Regions from separate parts of the Homo sapiens genome. Here region 2 is linked to region 1. The links are chromatin loops, found by intact Hi-C in ENCODE. Cell type or tissue: heart right ventricle. All regions are shown on one strand. Links, peaks and the distances in the headings refer to the core of each region. The heading gives the core; the rest is flanking DNA.

Region 1 (10,458 bases), core at 1,493-9,492:
GTCATATCATGTTTCATCTTCTATGCTATGAAGTGCAGCCTGCCAACACCAGAGAGCCATGGAATAGGATGAAAACCAACATAGCTTTCCACGTGATGTCTCAAAACCAAAAGCAGAGACATCTAAGTGAAAAGTAAGATATCCCAGTGCTACACCATGGTCCCCATAATTGCTAAGATCCTTACACAGATTTCCACCACACACAATGTCTGACCAAGAGTGCGTATAAGAGCAGCACCACCCAGACCATTTCCTGCCAATCCGTGACATGTAGCATCAAGAAATCCAAGCTCATGTTCCAACAACAGTTTGTGTGCAGAAGAGTACCCTAAAACTCTGATGCAAGGAACTGTCTGAAATGGTTGTTTCTAAGACCTTTGTGTGGGAGCATGGGATGTGAAATCCTGTTCCAGTTGGAAATAAATAACAAGAAGGCTCACCCCAGCCAGTGGGTGATAATGTGGCATTCATTACACCGTGTGCACATAGAGCGTGCAGTCCAAGTCATATGACAGCAGAGAAAGGGGCTTTTTCTGCAGAGAGAGAGAGACAGGGGATGGAGGAGGAGATAGTTAATAATTTTCTTTTCATATGACAGCTTGGAAAATCCAGTTCAGCTTTATAACGCCAGCTCCTCAGTTATAATTTAGCACCTATTCCAGGAACAGTTGACAAACGAATGTTAGTGAGCAACACAATGCCATTTTCATTTGCCAGCCAGAATGATTTTTTATGTCCTTGATAAGCCCACAAATAAATTTGTCAATTTATTCATAGCTATGGGTTGGAGTCAAGATGCAATCTCTTATGCTCTGCAGACACTGGTGCCGCTTTCTTTACGGAACACCCATCTGTTTTTCTACCACATGGGCATAAAGATTTCCAGAAGCTACTAAATAAGAAAGTGATTTGAGTCCTCCTGTAGTAGCTTTCTAGCCATCTGCTGTCCCAGCCATGTGTCTTCCATCATGACAACTTTTACCCATGTTCCTAAGACAGGGGTCAGGTCCAGCAATCTCCCAGGCTCCCGGCAAAGAGAAAAAAACGTAATTGAGTGAAAAGAAGTCAGTCTCCTTGGGTGACAATGACTTGCCTTGCAAAAATCCCAGTGTGCTGTCAGGAAACAGAACAATTCTCAACAGAAAGGAAATGGAGGTGACTCCAGACCAACATGACAAAAATTCTGTTTTGAGAGGTCACCTGGGGTGCCTCTATTTTGGGAGGAAATAATTTCCTTAATGACATCTCTGTGGGCTCTCATACTTTCTGGCTTTATCGGGTTTTAAAGCTGGCATATCCACATTCAAATGCCTCCTTTGTGAACTGGTCTTTAGATGAGAATACCTCTGAGTGTTCCTGTTCCCTAATACATTAAGAACTATGGGCAACTCCCCGGACTCCATGCCTGCAATAACTCTGAAAGGAGTTATGCAAAAGCAATTACAGTTAATGACAGTCTTCTCGGTTTTTAACTTTCTTTGTTCTTGAGGCCCAGGGATTTGGATCCTTGCACCTATTCTGAATGGCTGCAAACACATCGCATCTAAGTTTGAGTTCTTCTTGGAAACCAAGGTTCACAGCATTTTCCTGATAGCCTTGTCTTGTGGGCAAACAAGACAACTTCAGGGCATGAGACTATATTAAGGCTAGTGATGTGACAATGGGACAGCTCAACCTGCTGGTGGCAGTCAGCCAAAAGGCCATGGGATGGCCCATGCCAGGGCTCACTTCGCCTTTCAAATAAGAACTTGAACCTTTCTCTGGCTTGCTTATTTGAACAGGCAGGTCCTGGATGTAGAGAGGTGGCACACTTAATTGGGTCACTAAGGGGAGTTAGCAAAAGAAAAACTATAGGACTATGAGTGGGGTTTAGGAAACTGCACACAGGAGAGTGCAGCGCCCTAAAACTGGCAACAGTGCGAAGCTTTAATATCTGAGGCCTGAAAGGGAAGGGCCAAAAAGCTCTGCAGAGGCCACAGAGAAGAGCTCTGTGCAGAGGGCCTCTGATGAGATCTGAGGCCTCTGATAGGATCCGAGGGAGGGCCCAGAAGGGGAACACCCTGATCTCACAGTTCCCCTCCCGCCTCCCATTGGACAAATCCAACCACCTGCGCCTGGGTATATAGTGCAGATGATGCAGTCTCCAGCACCAACAGGGTCAAGGGGGAGGGTGGCTCTGCAGGGTGCATGGAAGTCACCTGAGCGTAGTGTCCCAACCTGGTGCTCTCAGAAGGGAGGTATCTCTCTTAGGTATCTCAGGTAGCCTAGAGATACCTAAGCACCTCAAGAAAAGATTTTATATGTCACTGTAAGCCCACAGATAAACATGTCAATTTATTTATAGCTGTGGTTCAGAGTCAAGATGTACTTTCTTATGGTCTGCAGACACTGGTATCGCCTCTCCACCAGGGCATCAGGAATCCAGGGTTATTGTGACCACAAAACACTACACAGGAGAGACCAAGGGGCCATTCGCTAGACCCGAGCAGAAAAAAGTCCCTTGGAAAAATTTAAAATGCAAATTTTGGATGCAAAATTCTGTGGCATATAATCACTGGGTCTTTTTTATCTCTGGACAACCCCCCATGAGGCCAATACCATGGCTGTCATCTGTATGTCACAGATGAGATCACAGAAACATGGAGAGCAAGCATGGATGCAAATCAGAAAGTTGCTGAGAGGGAAGAGCAGTGCAGAGCTGAGCACAGGGACAGTTGCACGTCCCATTTCAGTGCTGCCAGTCTGTGGAGGATGGCGGAACCACCTGGGCAGGGTCCACAAATGCTCACTGTCTTTTCAGATGCAGACTCACAGCATTGACTGCTTTCTCTGGGGACAGACCGGTCAACGAATTTAGAGTTGGAGAAGTTTGGATCTGGGAAAGGTAGAATGGCTACTGGCCCTGTGAGATGTCACTCCTCCCGGGAGGTATGGGGCAGCGTCCACTCTGCACCACATCTCTGTAGGGAAACCCAACACTCCCAAAGGTACTGGGAATCCTGGTAGCTCAAAGCAGGTTTTGCTAGCAGATGAGCTATGCCAAACAGGGGGAAAAGATTCCTGCTTCAGAGCTCCTGGGATTTAGAATCATGGGTGTGGAAGCTCCCCTCACCATGTGCCAATCCAGAAGGGGCCTTAGCTGAAAGTCCAGGCCCACCTGGAGCAAACCCCTGGCTCTGGGGTTTTAGTGACTTGGTCTTCTGCACCCAGGTGATAAGCATAGATGGCCTTGTGCGGGACTGTGGTGCAGCTGAGAGAGCATGTGCTGAGTGACCACAGGACCTGAGCCCCATGCCCTTTGCCCCTCTGGGCCTCCAGGTTCCTGCTTGCCTTTGAATTGCAACCAAGGGCCCCCTGGAGTGACCACTGCGTGGGCAGCACACCTTCATTCTTCTTACAGGAGGGTCAAACACATCCCTTGACCACACTTTTCCATCATCATAAGGAAATCTGCTGATGGCAGAGCATTACCTCCCTCAGAGAAACAGAATGCTGCCTATCCCTTTGCCAGGCCCTTACTTTAAGAACTGAAAGTGAAATGAAATCCTTGAATAAAGTGACTTGGAAAATCCACAGGTACAAAGCACCAGGCCTGCAGGGTCCAAGCACCTTCCTACTGCCATGTAATGATAGGCACCTGAATGTCCACCTCTCCATGTCAGAAACACCATTGATTCTAAGCAGCAGATCAGGCTTCCACCAGCCTCTGATGTGTCCTGGCTTATCCTAGGCAAACTGTCCTGCAGGCCATGGACCCTCAGAACCCAGGGCAGAAAAGAGGAAAACCGGGTGAGTGGACAAAAATCTGAATGCAGTAGAAGGAGGCACGCTGGGGGCATGGGAGGAAGGGAGTGGTCAGGCTTGGAGCCACGCAGAGGCAGTGAAGCCAACAAGGCCAGGACTGGAAGGAGGATGCTCTCTAACACACAGACTCACACCCTGCCAGGTCTGGATCCAGGTTCCACAAGGCATCAGCTTGCTCACACTGGACCAGGCTCAGGGACAGATGCAAAAGCAAGCTTTCATGAGCCCCAAGTGAACTTTTCCCCATAGGACACTCAGAGAGGACTGACACAGATGACAGGTTAGGCTCCCCACAGAGCACAGACACACTCCGGGGCTTGACCGTGGCCAGAACATGACGCACCACCTCAGCCTCTGGGCTCCCACCGCCAGGCAAGCGATTGCCCTGCAGTCCAAGTGCCCCAGCATGCACTGTTAATATATGAATACCACGTCCAGACACACTAACAAAAACGCACGGCACAGCAGGCACACTGCACTGGAGAATCAGCGGTTTGTGCCTCAAGTCTAATTAAGACAAAAGTTTTGTGCGTTGGCCGTGGAAAGGCATGCTAATGACTCACAAGCTGGCTTAACCCCACCATGAACACCTGTATTTCAGCAGCTTCCCAGGAGGTTATGAGGAGGTGTGGAAAGGGGAAGCTGTCCTGCCCTTCACACTGAGTGGATCTGCAAGCACAGGGCAGGGCAACTCAGTCTCCAAAACCAGAAGGCCAGTGCCAGGCTCAATTTGTTCCTTCTTTAAAGCAGCTTCCATAGAAAGCCTCACTGTCACCCCTACTCCAGACCCTGGGCTCTTTCCAGACTGGGCTAAGGGGTGACAGCTGCCTGGGCCTCTTCCAGGACAGGGCTGTGTGGCCGGCCATGGAGCAGAGGCCCCGCGGCACAGCGCACAGACAACGTCCTCCCAGAGGCAGCTGTTCCCCACATTGACTTCACTTCTGATGGCACAAGGCCAGAATGTCTTTCATTAGTTTCCCAAACTCTGTCATCAGGGAAGCAGACGAGCCCAGTGTGGATTTTTTAAAGTCAGCACGTTCAAGAGCATCAACCTACATGAAGCCACACATCCTTAAACACACACACCCCACACACATGTCATCTGACACGAGGCCACACATCCTTAAGCACACACACTCCACACACATGTGCTTAGCCATGCGGGGACTTCACCTGCAGAGGTGTGCACAGAAGATGATCTGCCTGGCCTAGACTGGGAAGGGTCTCAAAAAAATCACTAAAGCCTCAAAAACATGGTCTAACCCATGACATTGGCAATGGTCTCCCATGCACTTCTAGATGCCACTCTATGCCCTTCATCCAGCCAAAACCACCCTGTGACTGCTCCACACATAATTCAAACACAGGGTTTCCTGCAGCAGATGTGACTCCAGTGGCTTCCAAGGCTGGACGAGAGGAGAGTGATGGGAGGGGTGTGTCCCCTTCTGCATGCCTGCCTCCCAGTCCACACGCCCTAGACCAGCCACCTTTGGGAATAAGGTCCTGCCCCACAATTGCCAAATTCCATTGATTTCATCTCCTGCAGCTTGTCTGATAATTTTGGTTGCTATCAGTCCCTGAATGCTTTAAGAATAAAAATGCCTTTCAGTAATACTCATGGCTACTAATACAGTGAAGATGCTCAAGGAAATGAACACCCACCAAAATGACAAGATCACCAAAAAGAAATTCCTGAGGGTCACACCACACTTGAGAAAACTGCAGGCCCCAACCCCCTTCCCCTGGGACCGCCCCTCTGTAAGACCCTGGGCTGAGTACCTGAGGGATGTGTTCGTTCAAGGTCTTTCATTACGGTGGATCTGGGAAGGCCAGGGGGCAGGACAAGGGAGGTGACAGCAAGTGAGAAGGCAGCCCAATGCCACCCTCCCCTCGGCTTTCCTACCCAGGGCAAGCTCTCCTGGAAAAACACCCACGGGCAGAGGTGTGGGGACAGGAGGGAGGCGGAAACACGGCCTCCCCAAGTGAGATGGAATCTGGGGGTCATTTGATAAGCGCTTCACCAGCTGATGCATATAGAATACTCACTCCCCAGCATCCCCAGTGGCTCAGCAGCAAGACTGGCAAATCCTCCCAGGGAGCAGAGAGAACAAACACAAGGAGCCAGGCAGAGAGCCAAGTTCAAATCCCAAATCCAGCACGTAGCACCTCTGTGGCTCAGGCCAGCGATTTAGCATCCCCAATTCTCAAATTTTCTGACCACAAAAGGGGGCTACTGTCCCCTGCTTCCAGGTCCCCATGTGCACTGAATCACAGTACAGTACAGCTCCCTGCAGCGCTCTCCCTCAGCCCCAGCTTTTAGGAAGGGGCTGAAGTGTGCCCCCATCCTGCTCACCAGGATCTTACCTCGGCCCTGGGTGGCCCATCCCTCCCCTACTCTCTTCTGGAGACCTTTGTGGACAACACCAGGGGTCTCTGTGGTCACCAGCATTTCTGAGTGCTCCTCCACAGGGGAGCAAAGCTCCACTCCCTCTGTGAGCTCAATACTGGCCACCAAAACACTCAATTTCAACGCAGTGAGGTGAGGCCTGGCAGAGGCTGGCAATGGGGTGGCAAGGAAGGAGCAGGGGAGCAGGTGTCCAGCAGGCCCACAAGTGGGGAGTGGGAACAGAGGCCTTAAGTAGGGGGAAGGCTGTGGCCATGGCCCAAGCACCCAGAGCGGGAGACTGCCAGGCTGGGGCCTGGAGGGAGCGAACAGAGGCATGCTCCAGGCACCTCTGGGACTATCACAGGCATTTCTGGGCTGTACCCTGGGCATTTTTATTACCTTTCAGGATTGATCATCTGCCATCATCACCGCTGCTGCCCATGACTCTGGCCCTGGCCAAGCCTGGACTTACCTTCTGTCTGCATACACAGTTCACACAGTCCTTGCCAACCCATGCCAAGCAGTCACCCCTTCCTCCACGTGAGGGAGTAGGACCCAGGGAGAGTAACAAGCCAGCCCCAATGCCACCATTGGTACACTGAGTTTCTCCTTCTCACTGTCACCTGAGTCTACAGGGGCCATCAGACTCCCCATCCATAGCTCCTCTCCTCACAGGAGGACCATTACCCCTCCACCTCCTCCTGCCTGCCAGCCCTGGAGGACACAGACATGGTCTACCTCCTGGTGAGCTCTTCTGCAGCTTTCTCCTTTGGCCGTTCTGAGGACTAAACTATGAAACAAAGCCATAAAGCTGGTAAGTGCAAGAAAATGACCAGCCAGACCCACTTTAAGTGAAGTGCTCCAAGCAAACAAGGGTGCCCGGACGTCTCCCACCACGGAGGCGAGAGGTGGAGTGCGTGCATTGGCTCTGTGCGCCGTTCTCCTGGCCAGTGTTCCCAGGCCCTGCAGTCAGCTGAGGCACAGGGCAGTACCACCCCTCCCCTGTCCTCCCACCGCAGGGCAGGCCGGCGTCTTGGTGACCCTCGGGCCTTCCTGCAGTGCTCATGACCTGGCAGTGGTGGAGCAGGACCAGAAGATTCCTAGAGCTTCTCCCAGTTACTTCACACCCATGTTTTGGTATCTCAGCAAAACCAGAGTCCACTTTTCCCCTGGGGTAGATTTTTTTGGTTAAGAAAATGCAGACAACTTGCACCAATTATGAACACGTTAGACTAAACAGTCAATCTGATCTACACTCATTTCTCAAAGCCAATATCTCCCTACATTAATGTGTAAAGGAAAGATGCAGGTTTAACCCCAATAAACACTCATGGCAACAAGATAAAAAGAAAAATAGCTGCTATCCATCATCAATCAGAAACTGCTCCTTAGGGAGGAAGCAAGCCCACCTTCCCTGAGCCAGAATGCAACTAGAGACAGGCTTCGCCATGCAGCCCCCACTCATATCCCACCAGCATCCCCTCTGACACCAAGCAGAGATGTAGCATCTTGAACCTGAGCCCTGGAGCATCCCGAAAGCCTGGCCCAGCGCTCGGCCATTGGGCTTCTGCTCTACAAACCACAGAGCCAGGCAGGCCTTTCAGCTCCTGCCACATGGCCATCTCTACATTCTGCCTCCCTCTCAGTGGGAACCGTCAGCTCTAGCCCGCTGGGGGTCTGTGTGCTCCCCAACACCCTCCCATGGTCAGCGTGCCCCCGACAGTCAGTGTGTCCATTGGCACAGAACCTCTGTGCAGGCTTGCTCTTGCTCTCTGGGCCTGCACCCACTCCACCATCATGGAAATCAGATACGGACTCTTCTGATTTCCTCTACCCTGAATCTAAGAACTGTGGGGAATTCAGCAGCTGCTCACTCTAAACACTTATACTCAAATTAAGTAAAGCACTTTACCAAACAGCAGACCTGGAGCTCGATCCCAGAGGCTCCCATCCTTAACTCTCCCACAGTGAATCACCCTCCCTCATCCCTTTGCATGCTCTGCTGAGGACCAGCAGGTGAAAGGCACCCACAGAGTCAGAACCAGAAGAGCTGCCTCCAGTACACGTGCTGTGCGTGTGCTGGATGCAGGACACTAGAGGGACATCCTGCTCTGAGACTGTCACATCGGCAGAGCTAGTCCTTCCCTCTCCTCACTTTCCAAGTCCCAAGAGTAGAATTCCTGATGGATAACGGAGGGGGCCCGGGGAAGGAAGAGGCAAGAGGGGTCTGAGGGTGCTCCACCCCAACAAAACCCACAACCTGTTGTCAGGTGTGTTTGTGCCCCTAAGTGTGCCCTCCAGCAGCCCAGGGCAGAAGCTGGGGTCGCAGGAGGGACAGGGAGAACCGTGACTCACTGCATTGTGCAGGTGGCACTCCATTTCCTATGGCATAGGTGACAACTGTGCCCATTCCTGTCTCTCAGGGTGTGCAGTAAGTAACCAGTCCTCTCTCTCTGGCCCTGTCATGGCATACAAGGTCGGCTCTGGGGACAGCATGGCTCAGTTGTCAGGAGCGTGAGGCTTTAAGGTCTGCAGATCTGTGTGTGTTCTGCATCACCACTGCCACCTAGGGAACCTGATGCAAGTTCCTAGTACCAAGCTTTAGTTTCCACATTTGCAGTGAGGATAATGCACCCACTTCTGCAGGCTTATTAGACACGGTATGCAATAATGTGCAACGGACATAAAACAGCCGACCACTGTTATCCAGCAGGTGCTCAATAAATGAAGAGAGAAATGAGATGAACCCTGCAGCGCCCTCGAGGCTCATGCTCACAGCCCTCATCGGGTGAGCCCCATTTCCAACGTCTCCAGATACTCACTGCTGGGTGCTACAAAGCAGAAAGGTTGTTTACATTACCCGAATGCTCTCAAAATAATCTTTTGATGAGCAGATCTATTAGTGTAGATTGTTTTTAGCTTGGAGACTACTTACACAGGGTTTTTAAGGATCAGGAGCCTGAAACCCCATATTTCAATGACTGCTAGGACTGGTATTGGACCATGGCCCCAGTGGAGCCCCAGTCTGGTAGACCAGCACCCGGGAACGAGAAGGGATTCCCCACCGCTCCCCTTCCTATTGCTGAGCGTCCACCAGACTGGGGCCCCATCACCCTGCCTAGCCAAGAGCGCACTCAGGTGGGATGCTGCTGTCCAGAGCCCCTCAGAGCCCACTGCCACTGGCTGGCTGTGGGGCCCCCTCTCTGGGCCTCAGTTTCCTTGCATGTAAAATGAGGGGAAAGGCCTCTGCGTTTCCTTCCAGTGCCAACACGCTAGGTCCTGCTGCTGCTTCTCCACAGCCAGGTGTTCTGTGTGCCACGGGCATTCACTAGTGCAGGCCACTGACATTAATTATAGATGTCAGCTCTTTATGATTCTGACAGCATTGCAGCAAGAAAAGAGGAGCCCCCAAAAAACATGCAGAAAAAAAGAACTCTGTTGTCTCTGGGATCGAAAAAAATAGGAGGGGAGCCTGGCTGGCATTCTGAAGTCCAGAATCTCCTCTACTCCCACCCTGGGGCAGCACAGCCTAAGAGAAACCGTGGCCCAGGGGGTGTGTTTTTGGGGCCCTCTCACCCCTCACCCTCCACCTCTTACCGCCCCCCAATTACCTCCCAACTCTCATCCCTTGTCCTCTCTCACCCCCCAGGGGCCCATACCCTAAGCCTCGCTACAGGGCAGGCCCCACCAGCCCCCACACTCCTGATAGATCCTCCCGGACCTCTTCTTGCCCGGCCTGGCTCTGTCAGCGAGGTCAGCGTCTGCGAAGTTTCGCGTCACTGCTCCCAAGCGTACTGAATTTCAAAAGAAACGCAAGCTGGCAAGAGCTGCAAAAGCAGGAAATTCCAATGACAGAATTCCAAAAGGAAACAGTGATGAGACCATTTCTGGGAAAAGGTGAAGGGGTGGGGAAGAAAGGTATCCCGTTTCCTTGAAATCCCACCCACTAGGCAACTGCAAGTGCTCCTCATTCCAGCCCTGACCTGTAGGACAAGGGTGATGGAGGGGGCGGTGGCGACTTCCCCAGTTAAAGCCTCAGAGTTCACATTAGCAGCATAGCAGCATTAAAGTGAGGTGGAGGAAGACCCAGTAGACAGGAGGAGGTCAAGGGACAGTCACTCCAGCAGGTGATGCAACTTCCATGCAAGAACCTGCCACTGCCGATTTAGCCTAATTGTCAGTGTGCTTGAACCTTCACTAGCCCTCCACTGGCCACTGCAATCCCTTTGCAGCAGTTAACCTTGGAAGAACAAAGGACGTGGCAGGAG
Region 2 (10,458 bases), core at 1,272-9,271, 150 kb after region 1:
ACCAACGATCAGAAAATAAACCCAGGCCCGACAGCCCATGCTCCGCTCAGTTGACCTCACAGGTGACTCCAGGATGGAGGGCTCCAAGATGCAGCCAAGCAGAGGCGTTCTGCCCCCAGAGAACCCAGAGAGGCTTCTGGTGACAGGACTAGAATCCTCCTCCCTCAGCCACTGGGGAGAGCAGAGTGCCCCGTTGTCCCTGGGGAGCCCAGGAGGCAGCCCCTCCCTCACTCTCGGCCGCTGTGCCTGCAAGCTGGGTGCCTGTGTGGGTGCTGGGGGCCAGGGAATGGGAAGAAGTCACGGGACACATATTTGATTCCAAGTTTGTGGAGCTAACCCCACAGGGTGCTTTGGGGTCCTATTAAAATCAGAGGAGGCACATTTTAGAGTAGAATATAACATGCATGGGAATTTTTAAGAAAAAATAAGACTGTAAACACCTATTCCTGAGAACACCAATGGAAGGGATGTGGGTGGGGAGGTGGGGCAGCTGGCAAAGAACTGGAAATGCACAGCTCACCCAGTCACAAAGGCGCAAGAGTCCGCCCAGGGGGCTGGACCATGGGAAGCATTCCCTTGCTGCTCTCCAGGAGCTCAGGGACCCCACCCGGTAGGTGACTCAGGGTGGGGCCCAGGGGACAGGCCAGGGGCTGCAGCAGAAGTTCTAGGCACATACCTGAGACCCCCCCCCCAGGAGACTCAAGGACCCCAGAAGAGGACTTGGGCAGGGGGCTGGAAATGATGGCCACACACCAGAGGAGGTGTCACAGAAGTTTGTTTGAGACTTCCGTGAGTGTAGAAAGGGCCCTGCCACCTGCAGAGCTTGCAGGAGGTAGGAGAAGCAGGCAGCCGACAGCAGACTGGCACATCTGGGGGGTCCCATGGGTGAAAGGAGGCGAGGACCTGGCTTTGCTGAGCTGGACACAACCGTCACCCTGACCTCCTTCTCCAACCAGTACCCCCTCCTGTTGATACTGTCAGGAGACTTGTTCCCCGGGGTCTAGAAAATGACTATTTTGCTTTCTCCTGGGAGATGCTGGCTTTGGGTCCTAACTCTTCTGTCAAGACACACTGTTATCCCCAGGCGTCATCACTCTTCCTGGGATCTGCACCCTAAATTCACATCCGATTTCACGATAGAGAAAAGTGCAGTGGGTTGGAGCTTCAGCCTACACCTGTAAAGAATTGGTCAGCCTGGGGACTGGTGATCTCTGCAGCTGTGGGCTCAGCTCTGGGCTGGGCCTGGTCACTGGGAAAGGCAGGCATGTGCCTAGGTGCTGCAGAGGTCTCGAGCCCCTCCCATGAGCTTGGCGCGGTGCGGAGGGCAGCCTGTGAGTGAGGCTCTGAGCCCCACTCATCACTGAGCAAGTTGGAGGAAGAGGGACCCAGGCAGAGACGAGAGGCTGCCTCCAGAAAGCCAGCCAGTGGCAACTGCAAAAGCCGACAGAGCACTGGTTGCCAGGAATGCGCACGGCCCACAGAGGGGAAGAGTGAGGAAGGGTCACTGAAACAGCCTGAACAAATAAAAATGGAGCCAGAAACTGCACAGAAGGGAGACAAAAGAGAGGAATCCGCAGAAACCTGGGCTCCGGGGGGTGTGGTTGCATCTTTCCACCTGGATGAAGTCGACTAAAATGAGCACCAAGGATGGGTCCCAGCATAGCATTGATCCCTTCAATACAACTGATGTAAATGGCTCACACCAGCCAGATACCGCCTGCCCAACAGGAGTCTGGTTGTCAGGATGCTTTAGGGTTGTCCAGTTCACAGCAGCCCCGGATGGAAGGTGGGGGTTATGAAAGTAAGGGCTTCTCAGCCCATGAAGTTGTTTACAGCAGTGATAGTACCAAGTGGAAAACTGATACCCCTGGGGCCAGACTGTGTAGGTGTTGATAGTCTAAGATGGGGCACTGATTAGTTTGGGGACACAGAGGAGATGTTACCTTTAACATCAATCATATTGCATAGACTGGCTATTAACCACGTGTAGAGCACATAGGCCTTTTGCAGAAGGGAAAAAATTCTATTTCCCATAAATCTAAAAAGCATGAAATTGGCCGGGCATGGTGGCTCACGCCTGTAATCCCAGCACTTTGGGAGGCTGAGGCAGGTGGATCATGAGGTCAGGAGATCAAGACCATCCTGGTTAACATGGTGAAACCCCGTCTCTACTAAAAATACAAAAAAATTAGCCAGGCATGGTGGTGGGCGCCTGTAGTCCCAGCTACTCGGGAGGCTGAGACAGGAGAATGGTGTGAACCTGGGAGGCAGAGCCTGCAGTGAGCCAAGATCGCACCACTGCACTCCAGCCTAGGGGACAGAGCAAGACTCCGTCTCTAAAAAAAAAAAGGCAAGAAATTTCTGAAGTCTGGGAAAAATAGAAAAAGAACATCAGTATGTAAAGGCATTATAAGTAGATTTATGATTCACAAAGAACCGGCAAAAGAGAAGGTCCATGGCTGGATGCAGCTGATCTCAGGAAGAGAGAGAACTCCAAACACGTGCGTCAACCACATGCAACCACGTGCATCAATCGACCCATATGCACCAACCATGTGCATCAATGCAGCCTTCAGAAAAGAAGTGACAGTGATGGTGCAGGAGGGGACGGTGGACAGAGGGAAAAGGGGCCTCCCAGGACTAAGTGGAAAGCCTTCCGCAGACCTGTCCTCTTCACCCCAGCCTTGTCATGTGAGTTATGTAGGCACAGTTTCAACGTCATGAGTCACTACCTCTGATCAATAAACCCTCCTGTTTTTTTAAAGCAGCTATATTTGAGACAAACAGCCTCCATCTGCCTAGGAACACAAACCTGAACAAACTAAGCCCCAGTGGCGCTGCCTTTTGGATGTAGACCCCTGTCCACACGACTCCAGATGTCAAACTGCCAAGCAATGGACACATTGGTCTTTGGCAAAGAGGTGATTGAAAAGCTCAAAAACTGCAAGTCTTAAACTCCATTGTTCAATGGGCTGCTGACCCATAGCAGGTGCCCTTCTGCACTGTGAGGCTCAACCACAGGATCTGATATACGTCACCTCATTTGATATGCTGGGGACAACAACTTTAAATCCAGGAAAACTCTTGTTACTGTACACAAGTCAAAGCTTAGTTTGTCAAACCGAGACAGCAGATACACTCCCAATTCCATAAGGAACACATTTTTAAATTAATTTTTAAAACTCAGATTTCTAGCATTGGAAGTTTTCCCTCTGCTATAGTCCACAACACAAATTCAGCCACAGAAGGCACAAGGGGGATGCCGCTCAGGATACAAGAGAGTTGTCTTCCTATTAGGAGTGTGACTGTGTGAGAGCATTCACCTTTCATACTGCACATGTTTAGACTACAAACTTGGTCCAGACAATGACTGCTAGTGACAAAATTAACCCATGGGCATCATGAACTCAGTAAAAAAAAAAAGGTCAGTCTCATTGGCTATCTTTGTTAAGGCGACATTAATTTAGCACAATCTACATTCTTGATGCTCTGCACGCATTTTCTCATGCAAACACATCTGGTTTTAATTACCTTTGGCTGTGCTTGGGAAGAGAAAATAGGATGCAATTTTTAAGTTACGCAGATTTGGGATATGATTATAAAGAGTTAAGGAATCCAGTGGCTTATCCATAAAAGAGTAAAGATGTGGATACATTTTGATAAATAAAATAAGCTGCATAATTAAATCCACAGACATCACCCATGACTCCACGTCCCCTGCCATCATCAGGCTGTGGCCCCTTGTCTTCATGTCTCTTATTACCACATGTCAAGAGATACCTATTGGCTATTTGTTTACAGTGTCCTCTGAATGGTCAGTTGCAGAAAGGCCTGGATCACTTCTGGTTTTGTGAACAATGTATATTCCAGTGCTTAACACAGTATTTGCAACAGGGTGGGCAGTCAGTACATATGTGTGGACTGAATTAATTATTAACATCACTCGTTCTGGGCCAGTCTTCAAGAGCAGCACTCACACAGGGCCATGGTGACAGCTCCACAGCCCCAGCACCTGGGCCACCATTCATTCTGTGTGTTCCCTACAGCTGCAGTCTGCAGGCAGGGTGTGCAGACCCAGAGGAAGAGTGACCCACTTCCTCACTGCAGATGAACAGGAAGACTAGAATGAACCAGCAGCAGCGGGCTGCCCAGGGGCTGCCCTGACCCCTCTCTAAAAGATCCAGTTCAATACAATACATGAAGTCCAGAATATTACTCAAAATTTGCTTGCCACTTTGCCAGCAAATGCAGCACCAAGCTAATTTTTACAACAGCCTTGAAGTCCCAGCAACAACAGCAACTGTCCTTTCTTTTACAGCTAAACTCCCAAGCCTTTTGTTTTTCCCACATGCAAAACTGAAACCCCACTACTTTCTCCCTACAGATTTTTTAGAAATTTCTATCTGAGAGGCCAGGCGAAGTGGCTGACACCTGTAATCCCAGCACTTTGGGAGGCCAAGGCGGGCGGATCACGAGGTCAGGAGTTCGAGGCCAGCCTGGCCAATACGGTGAAACCCCCTCTCTACTAAAAATATTAAAAAATTAGCCGGGCGTTAGCCGGGCGTGGTGGTGCTCGCCTATAGTCCCAGCCACTTGGGAGGCTGAGGCAGAAGAATAGCTTGAACCCTGGAGGCGGAGGTAGCAGTGAGTCGAGATCGTGCCACTGCACTCCAGCTAGGGTAACAGAGCAAGACTGTCTCAAAAAAAAAGAAATTTTGATCTGCGAAATAAATGTATGTGTCTGCCATTGCATTTATGGGTAAAGGCACTCCACACAGGCAACACCTCCAGAAGTCGGCCTGGCCTGAGATTTAGCTGGCCCAGCCTCAGGAGTACTTTCCTCAACCCACATGGGTGAGCACTCCAAGTGTTTAGTAATCATCTGAAGGATTCCTTGACCCTTCAAATCAAACAGCAACAGTGGCAGGCAAAGCTTGGAGGATTAACCGATTAGTCTTTGAACGCAAAAACAACGGCTGATCAGGACGGGTGGTGTCTAATGAGATTAGTTAACCTGCAACCATTTACTGAAATGTGCCTAAGCCTCCCTCATCTTTCCTCTTTCTCTCCAGTATCTCTGGGTTCATCCTAGAGCAACAAATGGAATGCAGTCACCCATGAATGTATCTTAGATCCTAAATGATAAATCCAAATAATTCTCACCTAAGGTGGTGTGCTTTGATGGCCAACAAAAAATTAAAAGAATCTTCAGAAAACGTGCTGGACACTCCTGACCTCCATCGTCCTAGCCACAGCAGCAAGTTCTCTTATCTCCTGAGCATGTGGCACTTCCAGAGCATCTGCTCCAGAACTAGCAAACAGCAGACAGCTTCTCTGAAAGGTGCTGCCCGCAACACCAAGCTGCTCTCAGAAAGCCTCCAGCTGTGGGATGGACCTGCCTCATCATCTTCTTTCCCCACCACAAAGTCAGAAAGATTCAGAAAGAAGAAGTGCAAAGCCTTCATTTGGCAAATCTAGACTATGGAAGAATAAACAAAAAGAGGTGAGAACCCACTGCAAACTCACTAAGCCCCAAATCACACCAATACCACTTTCCTCATTAGAAATTCCTGCCAGATAAACAGAGAATAAAAAGATATAGACACATGTTTTCCTCTGCAGCATATCTGGTCACCTAACTAAATGGAAAAAAAATTACATTTCATTATAAATAGAGACCAATGCAATCGCTGTCCCTGGAGCCCCCAGTGTCCACTGTAGTGTATGGTACACAGCAGGTACTTAAATATCTGTGCAGTGAAGCCAGAGAGAGAAAAGCATCAGCATCCCATTCCTTGAACCAGGGTAAAGATGGCTCCCTGCGAACTCCCTGATTCTCTGGTGAGGTCTTGCTCTCAGAGAGCCCGGCTGCAGCACATTTACAGGTGCCCCGGTGCAAGCATGCTTCTAAATTCTCTCACACCTCCTCCTGATCCGAATTCCTGTGGTCAATCCTAATTCATTTAAACTCACATAAATTCATGTGAGCCTTATGCACACATTACATTAAGTGGAAATGCAAATACCATCATATCTTCGTTTGCATCAGTTAACAATGTAAACACGTGCTACCCAAGAGCGCAGTGACTCTTCTTGGGCCTCCTTCAGGTCTCCCAAAGGAGAGCTGCAGCTCTAAATGGCCTCCAAGGATGTGCAGAGCCATCAAGGGCCAGGAGAGCCTAAAGAAAGCAGAATACAAATCATGCTGCAACTTTATACACTTTTTCATTCCAACTTCACTCAATGGGAAAAGGGAGGCTCACATTATGGGGTGCCTGCATGATCTGTAAACCATTCACTGTTGCCAATACCTTCAGCTCGACACCCTGTTCTTTTAAAGTTAATTAAAATTCCAATAGGATACCCATCAAGCATGCATTTCACATTCATCAAATCTGAAGATCTCCCAAGCAAGGCAAATCTGATAAAAATTGACCTTGGCCTCTTCAAGTGGTGCTATCAAGAGCATTTCCCCCAGCAAATGCTTGCTGATGTGTGTGTTTTTTTTTAATGCACCTCAAAAAAGATCATGTTAACTGTAAAAGATAGAGATTAAATACAGATCAAACGGAAATGCACACTAGAAACAATTGCAAAACTGAGCCCCGAATCTGTCATGCTCCAGCAAGCAGGCAGGCTCTCAAAAGCCAGGAGGAAGAAACAATTGGATAGAATTCTGCTCAGCTCCATCACAGCAAGCAGCCTGATTCTAGGCAGCTGTAGACAAGCTATTGTGTCCTACGGATGACGGAGGTGGGCTCGTTTTCAGGATAGCCTGCCAACAGGCTGGATCAGCAACTGAGCAGGATTATTCTCCCCTGCTGTTTTTTTAAAGCAGATTATGGCTTAGACGTTTTTTCCCTTTTAATGAAGTTTGTAAGAATCATGAACACTGCCTCTGATAATAAAGATAAACTTGGAGCAAATTTAAAAAGGAAACCAACAGACTCAAGCAACTACTCCGCATAGATGCCCAGTAATGCTTGACGATCCAGTTTCCACAACATGGACTGACTGAATCTAGAGGCAAAGCATGATATCAGACTCACAACACACACACACCCCCCCATGCACATCCACATCCACACACGTACACGCACACACCCTTAACTTAGAATACTAAATACCACAAATCCACCAGCAGCAAAGCAGGCACTCTGAGGTGTGCCTCACGCGTGATAAGAGACTTGAAGATTTTCGTATTAGGAACAGGCACTGAAACGACAGCCAATCACGTGTGCCAGGCACTGCACATACGTTATCCTATTTATCTAAGAAGCAGATAGCATCCCTAATTCACTGATAACAAGTCTCAGGAAAGCTAGCCCATTTGCCCCGGGGCAGATGGTGAGGAAGTGTGGAAGCCAAGATTAAAACCACCTTCAGTGGGATTCCCACCACCCCTTCCCCTCCTTCCACGTGTCCTGGGGGAGGTGGCAGGCCACCGCCTCAGGAGAAAAGGCAGTCCTGTGTGTGGGCTTCAGACACCAGCCTGGGAGGCAACACTGTCCCCAGGGGTGTAACAAGAAACATGGGGTTGGGGCTGGGTCACCGTTTGCTCACCGACTTGGAGACTAAGTACAAGGGGAAGAAACCCTGCTGTCTCCACTACTGGGTGTTGTCATGGGACTGTGACACCTGAAGCCACGGCCTCTATTTGAGACCTACTGGGTAGGGATGAGAATGAAGCCAACAGAGGAGCAGAGCAGAAGGGCAGACCAAGTATGGATCAGTGAGGAGAGCACAGAGCTGCTGGGTTAGCCAGCTAGGCCACTCAGACTAATGTCCTGTTCATGTCACTTACATATTAATAGAGCTGCCTGTCACCTGCATCCAAAGCCACAACAGATTTGATGCTGTTTCCTGTGGGCCACACTGCTCTGTGCACTCTGTGGGTTTACAAGACAGCAGCCTTGCATAGAAGAGCATCTGCAGCCGTGAGGCACGGTGAATGGAAGGGGTGGCCACTGCTTATGTTTAGAATCGTGCTACCAACGAGCTGAGCCTGTGGTAGAGTAAGAGGACTCTTCTAACCAAGGCCAAAGTTAATCTTCCAAAAAACACCCTCATTAACTGTGTGCCGCTCAGCAAGGAAATTCTGGAGCCTTAATTTCCGTACCTGTGTAACTAGCAACCTCACCAAGTTGCAGTAAGGACCAGATGAGCCACACTTAAAACACCGCTCAACCCTTAGCCCTCAGCAGAGGCTTCATTCACACCTGGTCCCACTGGGTGCTCAATAAATAATAATTTAGATTATTCACTCGCTGGCTGCAAACTGCTGTTTCCACACTCAGGGGCCTTCTGAACAGGACTTTGCTGTAACTCAGCTGTCATATCAACCACTCGTTTGGTCTCTTGTGAGCTGTCTGGTTTTTGGTGAGGCCCCCAAGTGCCAGCCTTTTCCTCTGGAGTCCTTATTATATCCAAGACCGAACCACGACAACATCCCAACCATCCAGCCAAACTGGACAGAAGGGCGGAGGAACAGAATCCTAACTCAATCACTTCCTAGCTCTCTGACTTGCCCAAATATCAATCTCTCTGGGCCTCAAAATAATAATTATACCAGCCACTTGGCAGGATTATTGTGAACTTTCCATAAGGTGATATATGTCAAAGTGCCCAGCATGCAGCAGGCACTCAGTAAATGTTCAACAGAAAATCTCGGGTATATAAGCAGTTCAACTGTCGAGACCCAAAGAACATGGTAACTAGCTTCCAGATACCATAGACACCCTCTATCCTGGCCTCCACTAGCTGACCAGCTGGACTAACCAACATTCCACGTCCTCTGTAACACAGCCAAAGTCACCCACACCCACCAGAGACTACAGCCTGGCAAGGCTGGGCCAGCCACTCCTGCCTGGGGAAGCCTGTGCTTATCAGGGATCTGTTGTCCTTATTCCCAACTATGCTAATGCAAGTTGTACTCATAATGCTAAATATGCACCATAATTCAATAGTCTGTAACAGGGAAAGAAGTTTGAGTGCAAAAAAAAAAAAAAAAAAATTGTCCCTTGGGAAATCAAGATGACCATGTATGAAAGACTCAAACACTAACAAAATGGTCAAATCAGGTGTAAATGAGAACATCAAACATTAGTGGAGAGGTCCTATTTAAAATCTAAATGACGCTCTATTCAGAATCCTTTGAAAATCTTAGTCTTCACTCTATTTGAAAGAAACAAATAGAAAATCATAAAAGGTGACTGTGTTCAGCTAAAAAGACAATCTGGAACTCAAAGAAAGGTCCTCAGCTCTGTACTCAAAAAATGGTGGAAGAATCATACACGTGTATGCTTATAAAATAAAATATTTAACAAATATAATTTTATGATTCTCCAACTTAAATTATTTTCTCTATTAAGTCCCAGTCACATTGTCAAAGAGACACAGAAGAGATTTTCAAACGGATCCAATGTGAACATATACCACTGTACCTCAAGATACAAAATACAGATAAACTTATTAGGCTGTAATGCCGACTTTTATATCATCAAAGGCACTGCCTAAGCTTTCTAGAATTCTTTAATTTGTGACAATGTCCTTCCTTGTAACCCTCACAGAATTCTGGAGTGACACCGGTCAGTGCCCACGGGTACCTTCTGAGAGCTGGGCAGACAGCTTGCAACCACTCACTACCTCTACTGTCAGCTCCATCCAGAAAGCCCAAGCCAGTCTTGTTTACCTATAATAGTGCCTAGCCGAGTCTACATGAACTGCAGAAGATGTTCTGTATAGGCTCAAATATAAGTCAAGGATTTAAAAAATTTTCAAAACAAAATTGGAATTGTCTGATATTCAAGTCCTTATTAAATCACTTACATTAAAAAGCATGTTTTGAATTACTCAATGTGGAACCACAAAACTCTTTTAGCAAGACTCCCACTGCACTGAAACAATTTGATTGATGCTAGCTTGGGATGTTAAAGGGATTTTCTTGCAAAATAGTGAAAACAAAACAATAAACAAACAAGTTAGCCTGAGAAATTTAGCATACATTAGCAACTGCAAGGGTTAGACAGTACCATTAAAACAGGACTGTTTAAAGGTCACTTCAAGAAGTAACACATATGAACACACTTTAAGAAGCAACACACATATAGTATTTGCCAACAGGCAAATAAAAAGACCAACTCCTGATCTTAGGCTATGGGTACTCGTCACTGGGTATATTATTTCCAGGGGCAGCATCGTTAACTGACTCCACAAAAGCGCTTTATCTCAAATGGCTCAGGTGAGAGCAGAGCTGAGAGGTTCTGCTAACCACGTCAGGGGACTCCAAGTACTCTGGTGATCACCAAAACCGATGAAAAACAACAGGTAAAGAGTTCAGGAAAACACTGTTTTGTGTCCTGCCAGTAAAACCAAACAGAAATTAAAACTTTTTTTTAAATAAAGCTGTCAAAATATTGAACCGTAACAAAATTAATAAAGTAAACAAGCTATGCCAAT

Evidence for each region. Peaks named below come from ENCODE experiments on the same cell type or tissue, not always from the same donor. Only the 100,000 strongest peaks of a DNase experiment are listed, where the experiment ranks them.
Region 2: it touches region 1 in a loop (2.9-fold over the local background); 10 of 110 quality-filtered maps call a loop at or near these places.

The regions. Positions count from the first base shown.
Region 1 is chr2:109,279,258-109,289,715 of GRCh38, reverse strand. All of the region lies in intron 1 of SH3RF3 (SH3 domain containing ring finger 3), which reads right to left. It also overlaps a transcript of RANBP2 not described here. Among named protein-coding and RNA genes, the nearest start is that of MIR4266, 29 kb to the left of the region's middle. In heart right ventricle, for the core only: a CTCF peak has its summit at 8,774; a DNase peak (open chromatin) is centred at 4,672; H3K27ac peaks cover 718 bases.
Region 2 is chr2:109,132,278-109,142,735 of GRCh38, reverse strand. All of the region lies in intron 1 of SH3RF3 (SH3 domain containing ring finger 3), which reads right to left. MIR4265 (microRNA 4265) reads left to right here and starts at 1,148; the gene lies at 1,148-1,246. It also overlaps a transcript of RANBP2 not described here. RefSeq lists an enhancer at 7,967-8,036. In heart right ventricle, for the core only: no CTCF peak of the experiment used is centred there; no DNase peak of the experiment used is centred there.